Regions from separate parts of the Homo sapiens genome. Here region 2 is linked to region 1. Evidence: chromatin contacts called from ENCODE Hi-C or POLR2A ChIA-PET data. All regions are on one chromosome and are shown on one strand. The core of a region is the stretch at or near the end of the contact, and the rest is flanking DNA. Distances in the headings are between cores, read along the strand shown.

What was found. A loop is a pair of places that touch in the nucleus more often than their neighbours do. ChIA-PET counts read pairs that join two places held with the same protein, here RNA polymerase II (POLR2A). Pooled maps may share reads with other maps.
Region 2: a map of Ramos shows a loop between it and region 1 (3-fold over the local background). The contact joins two enhancer-like sites. A Hi-C loop is called at or near these places in 1 of 168 maps with a recorded cell type or tissue (Ramos) and 1 of 50 pooled maps. POLR2A ChIA-PET finds 5 or more read pairs at or near these places in 2 of 52 experiments (HEK293 and T-cell).

The regions. Positions count from the first base shown.
Region 1 is chr20:35,067,521-35,071,813 of GRCh38, reverse strand. It overlaps TRPC4AP (transient receptor potential cation channel subfamily C member 4 associated protein), which reads left to right. Exons shown (of 19, transcript NM_015638.3): 3 at 2,402-2,518. Among named protein-coding and RNA genes, the nearest start is that of TRPC4AP, 23 kb to the left of the region's middle. RefSeq lists an enhancer at 1,307-1,476. Within about 2 kb of position 1,638, at least 3 of the 41 ENCODE cell types and tissues checked have a DNase peak (open chromatin) inside an H3K27ac peak, as active enhancers do.
Region 2 is chr20:35,117,350-35,121,555 of GRCh38, reverse strand. MMP24-AS1-EDEM2 (MMP24-AS1-EDEM2 readthrough) reads left to right here. Exons shown (of 15, transcript NM_001355008.2): 14 at 2,837-2,958. It overlaps EDEM2 (ER degradation enhancing alpha-mannosidase like protein 2), which reads left to right. Exons shown (of 11, transcript NM_018217.3): 10 at 2,837-2,958. Among named protein-coding and RNA genes, the nearest start is that of TRPC4AP, 27 kb to the right of the region's middle. Within about 2 kb of position 1,280, at least 6 of the 41 ENCODE cell types and tissues checked have a DNase peak (open chromatin) inside an H3K27ac peak, as active enhancers do.

The sequences.
Region 1 (4,293 bases), core at 389-2,888:
GCCATCCCATTACTGGGTATTTACCCAAAGGATTATAAATCATGCTGCTATAAAGACACATGCACGTGTATATTTATTGCAGCACTATTCACAATAGCAAAAGACTTGGAACCAACCCAAATGTCCATTTAATGGTAGGCTGGATTAAGAAAATGTGGCACATATACACCATGGAGTACTATGCAGCCATAAAAAATGATGAGTTCATGTCCTTTGTAGGGACATGGATGAATCTGGAAACCATCATTCTGAGCAAACTATCGTTAAGGACAGAAAACCAAACACCGTGTGTTCTCACTCATAGGTGGGAATTGAGCAATGAGAACACTTGGACACAGGGTGGGGAACGTCACACACCAGGGCCTGGCATGGGGTGGGGGGAGGGGGGAGGGATAGCATTAGGAGATATACCTAATATAAATGACGAGTTAATGGGTACAGCGCACCAACATGGCACATGTATACATATGTAACAAACCTGCATGTTGTGCACAAGTACCCTAGAACTTAAAGTATAATAAAATAAAAAACAGCAAAAATAAATAAATAAAAACCATGTAAGTTATATTGAACGTAATGAAACTGAATGACAGTGTTCTTCAGAGGTGAAGTTTTGATTATTATATCACATAGTAAGTTATTTTAAAATGTAATAGAAACTAATTAAACTTAGTCTTTACGTTTAAGAAGAGACATTTTCATATTTTGAATCTCACAGTCTGATAGAAATAATTATAGCTTCTTAAACTTGTTTAAAAATGCTTTTCAAAGAGTTGCACATTATTTGCTTCTTGCAAAATCTCAGGAGATTGAGGTGAAGTTAAAGGGGAGGGAAATTAATATTTGTATATCTTTGCTATGTGATCATCATTTCTTTATTCATTAAGTAAGTACTTATTTGAAACTTACTATGTTTTAGGTTTTCTTGTAAGATTTTTTTTCCTCTTAGCTTTGTTCCATATGAACAAAGGATTCTGTGGCCGTCAGTTTGAGAACTACTACCCTATGTGTGCTGTATCAAATACTCTGTCTTGGAATCTGTGGGGAATACAAAGTGGGATCTGTTTGTGTTGTCCTCAAGGAACGTTTAGTCTAGGGAAGAAATAACATAGGTTTGGCCGGGCGCAGTGACTCACGCCTGTAATCCCAGCACTCTGGGAGGCCGAGGCGGGTGGATCACAAGGTTAGGAGATGGAGACCACGGTGAAACCCCGTCTCTACTGAAAATACAAAAAATTAGCCGGGCGCAGTGGCGGGCGCCTGTAGTCCCAGCTACTCGGGAGGCTGAGGCAGGAGAATGGCGTGAACCCGGGAGGCAGAGCTTGCAGTGAGCCGAGATCGCGCCACTGCACTCCAGCCTGGGTGGCAGAGCGAGACTCCCTCTCAAAAAAAAAAAAAGAAATGGTTTGTAAATAGGTGCAAAGTAAAAGTGCTAAATGTTACAAATGAGTTGTAGATTGTTTTGGGGGTCTGAAGAGCATGCTTCTGGTTGGGGGAAATCAAGAAGACTTCCTGCAGGAGATTATATTTGAGCAGTGACTTGGTTATTGCTACAGAACTAGTCACCCCGAAACCTAGCAGCCGGAAGTAACAAGAATCATTTATCTGTCAACAATTCTTGGTTGACTGAGTGGCTCCTCTGCTTCATGTGCTGTTGGGTAGGGTGGTACTGAGATATCTGGAATGTCCAAAATGGTCTCTCTCACATCCCTGGCAGGTTGGTGCTGGCTGTCAGCTGGAGATCAACTAAGGATGTTGCTCTTGGCCTCATTTCTTCTCCTTATGGCCTCCCCATTGGCTGTGTTCTCACAGCATGATGTTTGGGTTCCAGGATGGCAAGAGCGAAGTCTGTCAGGCTTTTTATTTTTTTTTAATGACAGAGTCTCCCTCTGTTGCCGAGGCTGGAGTGCAGTGGCTCTATGTTGGCTCACTGCAACGTCTGCCTCCGTGGCTCAAGTGCTTCTTGTACTTCAAATTCCTGAGTAGCTGGGATTACAGGTGTGTAGCACCACATCCGGCTAATTTTTGTACTTTTAGTAGAGATGGGGTTTTGCCATGTTGGCCAGGCTGGTCTCAAACTCCTGGCCTCAAGTAATCCGCCCACCTTAGCCTCCCAAAGTGCTGGGATTACAGGTGTGAGCCTGGCTTTCTTAAGGCTTGTGCTGGAAGTGGCCTAGTGTCACTTCTACCACATGCTGTTAGTTGAGGTGTGTCATACCAGCCCAGATTTAGTGTGAGAAGGGGCTTTACAGGGGCCTGAATACTAGGAAGTGTGGTTCATTGGGGACTGTCTTTGTGTTCATGGGAACTCCAGTTGGGACTAAAGCTCAAACTGATGCTTTAGTGTCTGGTCTGTGTTGGTTACTAAAACAATGTATGTACTTTTTTTTAAAAAAACTAGGAAATTTCTCCTCTTCTCTCCATGGAGGCTATGGCATTTGTTACTGAAGAGAGGAAACTTACCCAAGAAACCACTTATCCAAATACTTACATTTTTGACTTGTTTGGAGGTGTTGATGTAAGTAGCTATTTATTATTACTACTGCTGTTACTACTGCTTAATGGTTTGGGAATTTAACTTTTGAAATGGGAGATAGGAAAGATTTCAGAATTTATAACATTTCAGATTTTAACTTTTAGAAGCTTAGCGGCATTTACATGTTGAAGCAGCATAGTTTTTACTTCAGAAGAATTCATTTATTTAAATTGGTGTATACCTTTTTAAAAAAATACTAAGTGAAAAGTACATCTCTAAATTTCCCAGTGTCCCCTCCTCAGAACCAGTTGTGATTACTAGTTTCTTGTGTGTCCTGCTTAAGATGTTTTGTTTTTTTTGTGTGTGTGTGTGTGTGTGTGTGTGTGTGTGTAAATATTCCCCACCACCTCCACCTTAGTTTATTTTCTCCGCACATAGAGTGATATACCATATACACGGCTACACTATTCTGTACCTTCTTTCTTCTTCTTTTTTTTTTTTTAATTAAAACAATTTTAGGCCGGGCGCAGTGGCTCACGCCTGTAATCCCAGCACTTTGGGAGGCCAAGGCAGGTGGATCGTGAGGTCAGGAGTTCGAGACCAACCTGTCCAAGATGGTGAAACCCTGTCTCTACTAAAAATACCAAAATTAGATGGGCACGGTGGCAGGCACTTGTAATCCCAGCTACTCAGGAGGCTGAGGCAGGAGAATTGCTTGAAGCCGGGAGGCAGAGGTTGCCGTGAGCCAAGATCATACCACTGCACTCTAGCCTGGGTGATGAGCTCTCAAAAAAAAATTAAATGGTTAGTGTTTCCTGGTGTGATTGTGCCATAATTTATTTACCCAGGCCCCAGTTGACTGGCATTTATAATTTTTCCACACCATTTCTCTTACAGACAAGGTTGCAGTAAAGATCTTTTACATATTTTTGTATACATGTGAGTATATACCTTTGGAACAAGAACGTATGTTTTTTATTGTTTATAAATCTGAAGTTTACCTACCTAAGAAGTTTTGTCAGTTTATATCCCCAGGAACAAAGTATGAGCGTCTGTTTACCCATACCATCACCAACATACTGTGTTTATGTGTGTATTTTTATAGACTTTGTTACTGAAGTATAACCTTCATACAGAAAAGTACACCAATAATTACCACAAAATACATTCACTTTTGCACTACCACCCAAATTAGGAAATAGAACATTACCAGTACCCAGAAGCCCCCTTCCACAAACAGTGTATTTTAAGTATTTACTAAGCAGTTATGAGAAAAGTGATATTTTTCCATAGTTTTTTTTAATCAGCTTTATTAAGATATGGTTCATATACCATACATTTCACCCATTTGAAGTACACAATTCAGTGGTTCTTAGTATATTTGCAGATATGTGCAACCATCACCACAGTCAACTTTAGAGCATTTTCATCACCTCAAAAAAGAAACTCCATGTGTTTTATCTAGCACTCCCCTACCTCTACCACCTCCTCCCCCTCTCCCCACACTAGTATACTTTTTGTCTCTATAGATTTCTCTGTCGTGGACGTTTTGTATAAATTTAGTTATATAATATGTGGTCTTTTGTGACTGGCTTCTTTTCACTTAGCGTAATGATTTCTAGATTCATCTGTGTTGTAGCATGTATCAACACTCATTTTTATGGTCAAATGATGTTTCACAGTGTGGATATGCCACATTTTTTATTTGTTGAGAGGCATTTGGATTGCCTCCGTCTTTTTGCTATTATGAATAACAGTGCTATAAACATTCTTGCACAGGTTCTTTGTGGACATGTTTTCATTTCTCTCAGGCATAT
Region 2 (4,206 bases), core at 31-2,530, 50 kb before region 1:
GGATTCCCCAACCCCCAGGCCGTGGACCGGTACAAGTCCATGGCCTGTTAGAAACCAGGCCACACAGCAGGAGGTGAGCTGCGTGTGAGCAAGCAAAGCTTCATCTATATTTATAGCTGCTCCTCATCGCTCACATTGCTGCCTGAGCTCCGCCTCTTGTCTTATCCGTGGTGGCATTAGACGTTCATAGGAGCACAAACCCTATTGTGAACTGCATATGTGAGGGATCTAGGTTGTGTGCTCCTTAGGAGAAGCTGATGCCTGATGATCTGTCACTGTCATCCATCAACCCCAGATAGGGCTGTCTAGTTGCAGGAAAACAAACTCAGGGCTCCCACTGACTCTACATTATGGTGGATTGTATAATTATTTCATTATATATTACAATGTAATAATAATATAAATAAAGTGCACAATAAATGTAATGCACATGAATTATCCCAAAACCATCTCCTACAAGCCCAGTTCATGGAAAAATTGTCTTCCATGAAACTGGTCCCTGGTGCCAAAACGGTTGGGGACCACTGCTCGACAGAGTTGGTCAGATGCACAGGAAAGTAAAGCAATAACTAACATGCTTAGGAGGCCCACATGTGAGGAGAGAAGCGTGATGGCTGGTCATGAGGGCACTGGCCCACCAGCTGCTAGAAGCAGAAGAGGGCTGGGTGTGGTGGCTCACGCCTGTAATCCCAGCACTTTGGGAGGCCAAGGCGGTGGATCAACTGAGGTCAGGAGTTCGAGACCAGCCTGACCAATATGGCGAAACCCTGTCTCTACTAAAAATACAAAAATTAGCCGGGCACGGTGGCATGTGCCTGTAGTCCCAGCTACTCAGGAGGCTGAGACAGGAGAATTGCTTGAACCTGGGAGGCAGAGGTTGCAGTGAGCCAAGATCATGCCATTGCACTCTAGCCTGGGTAACACAGCAAAACTCCCTCTCAAAAAAAAAAAAAAAAAAAAAAGAAGAAGCCGAAAAAAGAAGCAGAAGAGGAGGCCTCCCATGAGGGCACTGTCTTTTCTGCCTTTGAACACACAGAATGTGTTCATCTAGTAATGAATGTACCCTAGTCTGTGCCTTAGAATATGAGCAATTAGATTAGCAATTGTCTAGAGGCCTGTGAGGAGAGGGGAGGAGGAAGTAAGAGAGAACTGGGGAGATAGGCAGAGACCTTTTCTCTAAAATAAGAACTAGAGGCTGGGTGCAGTGACTCACGCCTGTTATCTCAACACTTCAGGAAGCCAAGACTGGCGGATGACTTGAGGTCAGGAGTTTGAGACCAGCCTGGCCAACATGGCGAAACCCTGTCTCCACTAAAAATACAAAAATTAGTCAGGGCTGGTGGCGCATGCCTGTAATTCCAGCTACTTGGGAGGTTGAGGCATGAGAATCCCTTGAACCCAGGAGGCAGAGTTGCAGTGAGCGGAGATCGCACCATGGCACTCCAGCCTGGGTGACAGAGTGAGACTCTGTCACAAAAAAGTAATTAACGGAATAAAATAAGAACCAGAGTTTGCAGCAATAAGCCAAAAGGGACAGAAGCACTGATCAAGCCCAGGAGGAAACAGGACAGGAGAAGGTCAGGGGGAGATGATGGTATAGAAAGGAGACAGGGGTTCTTCTGTCTCTTAGAAAAGATGGATGAAGTAGAAAAACATACTGAGCTGAGGCCACCCTTGAAGTCAACTCTACAACAGTTCTTCAGGTATTTGAAAGCAATAAACACATTTTTTTTGGATTTCCTTATCTCTAGAATAAATATTCTCATCTGGACCCACTCCTGTTGGCTAATATTCATCTTAAGGTAGAGCTCATGTCTTAACATCAAGTTCCAGTTGTGGCATAGAATTGGGCAAGACAAAACATCACTTTTTCTGGCCACAGTGAACTGATGACTACGTCTTTGTTAGATTGACGGTTTGGTGGTTTATTTTATTTTATTTTTTTAATTTTTATTTTTTGAGATAAGGTCTCACTCTTGTCATCCAGGCTGGAGTGCCGCAGTGGCTTAATCATGGCTCACTGCAGCCTCAAACTCCTGGGCTCAAGTGATCCTCCTACCTCAGCCTCCTGAGTAGCTAGGACTACAGGTGCATGCCACACCCAGCTAATCATTTTTAATTTTTGTAGAGACAAGATCTCGCCATGTTGCCCAGGCTGGTCTCAAACTCCTGGGTTCAAACGATCCTCTCACCTTGGCCTCCCAAAGTGCTGGGATTACAGGCATGAGCCACCCACCATGCCTGGCCTGCTCTTGGATATCTCAGCCTTTTCTTTTGGTCCATCCTATCTTAGAACGAGCCTTATGATGCCAAGCTCTTACTCTTCTTTTGAGTTTTAGAATTAGGTTAGACTCTGAGTGACAGGAAAAAAAATAGTAGCTTAATTAGGATAGAAATGTATTTCTCTCTCATGTTCTGGGCTTATATGGCTCGCCATGGTGTCCTTAATCCCACCTAGCTGTTAGAATAGTTAGTGTTGGCAGCCAGGCAGCCTGTGCTTAGCTAAAGTTAGGAATCCTGCTACTAAGGAGGAAGCGGGGAACAGATATTGGGAATTAGGCAACAACCTCCGCCACCTTCTCTATGCCAGAACCTGGCCACCTTTCTCTCCCTTGTGGTGGAAGTCACTGGTCAGCCTTAATGCTGGTCTCCACTGAGCTTCAAGCTTTGGGTATACTGGCTCTGAAACTCAGCACTGGGTGAGGTATCCTGTGTTCCTGCTAGTTGGGGCCTTATGGACAAGATATGGAGGGGAGTAGTCCCTCACGGCCCTAAGAGGCCCCAGGCCATCTCTGTGCAGCCACTGAGTGAGGAGGGTCTGCTTTGGACTTTGCAGAACTTATTGAAAGCGCAATGTACCTCTACCGTGCCACGGGGGATCCCACCCTCCTAGAACTCGGAAGAGATGCTGTGGAATCCATTGAAAAAATCAGCAAGGTGGAGTGCGGATTTGCAACAGTAAGTGTTTGCATGGCCCCAAGAACTGGGAAGAGTCTCCCCTTGCTGCTAAAAAGCCTCTTTAAGGGTAGAGCTTTGGGAGTTCTGACATATCAGCACTAGAAGGGACCTTGGAGATATACATAATGCTCATATTTTACAGATGGGGAGACCAAAGAACAGAGAAGCTAAGTGCCTTGCTAAAGATCTCACAGCTAGTAGAGGTAGAGCTAGAATTAGTTCCTTGGGATCTTGACCCCGGCCCTTGGCATTCCTCCCACAGTGGAGATCTTTGATCTGTTTGAATAGGTGACTTTGAAAAGGTGAGTTTAGCGAAAAGTTTTGTGAGACACTAAAATAGATTTTAAGGGGAATCCAGAGTCCCATAGCCCTATATTCAAACCTGGGACTCCTTAACAAAGCAGTCCTGCTTAGTCTCACAGATATTTCTTGAATGTCTTTCACATGCCAGGCACTCTGCTAGGCCCAAGGGTTACAGCAGTGGCCTTGCTCTCATGGAGCTTACATTTTAATGAGAAAAAAACCATGAATGTGTATCTGGTAGACAGAAGGCCAGTGTGGCTGGAGCGGAGCAAGCAAGGAGAAAAGTGGGAAGAGATAAGGTCCCAGAGGTAGGCAGGGGCTAGATCATGTAGGGTTTTGTGTAAGCCACAGGAAAGAGTTTGGGTTTTTTTTTCTACTTGGAATGTGAACCCTTGGTAGGATTTACAGCAGAGCAGTGACATGATCTGATTTGTATTTTAGAAAGATCGCTTTGGCTGCTTTGTGAAGAATAGATTGAAAGGGTCAAAGGTGAGAGCCATCTCACATCCATGCAGGAACCAAGCAGGCAAGATATAAATATGAAAGTAGAAGAAAATAGTCTGGAAGAAAATCCCCTGAAAAGCCTACAGTGTTGGGGTATGGAATTCAAAACAACAACAAAACACTTATTTTGCAAAAGTTTGTAATGTGATTATATTCTATAAGTAAAATATAGATATGTGTAGGGGAAGAGAGAAGACCTACATGTGGAAGGGAAAAAATAAACCCCTGATATGATTTGGTTTCTAATATGCTGTATTGTGTGAAAAACCAAAATGATAAGCCCACTGGGGCCTTCCTAGGAATGCTGGGCTCATTTCCATGAACATGAAGCCCTTTGGAGGTCTTCCATGGTGAATGATGGGAACAGGGGTCTGACCTTTCTCAAACAGGGCAAGGAAATAATCATCTTGATACATCAAGACCATATTTGAGTCATATTTT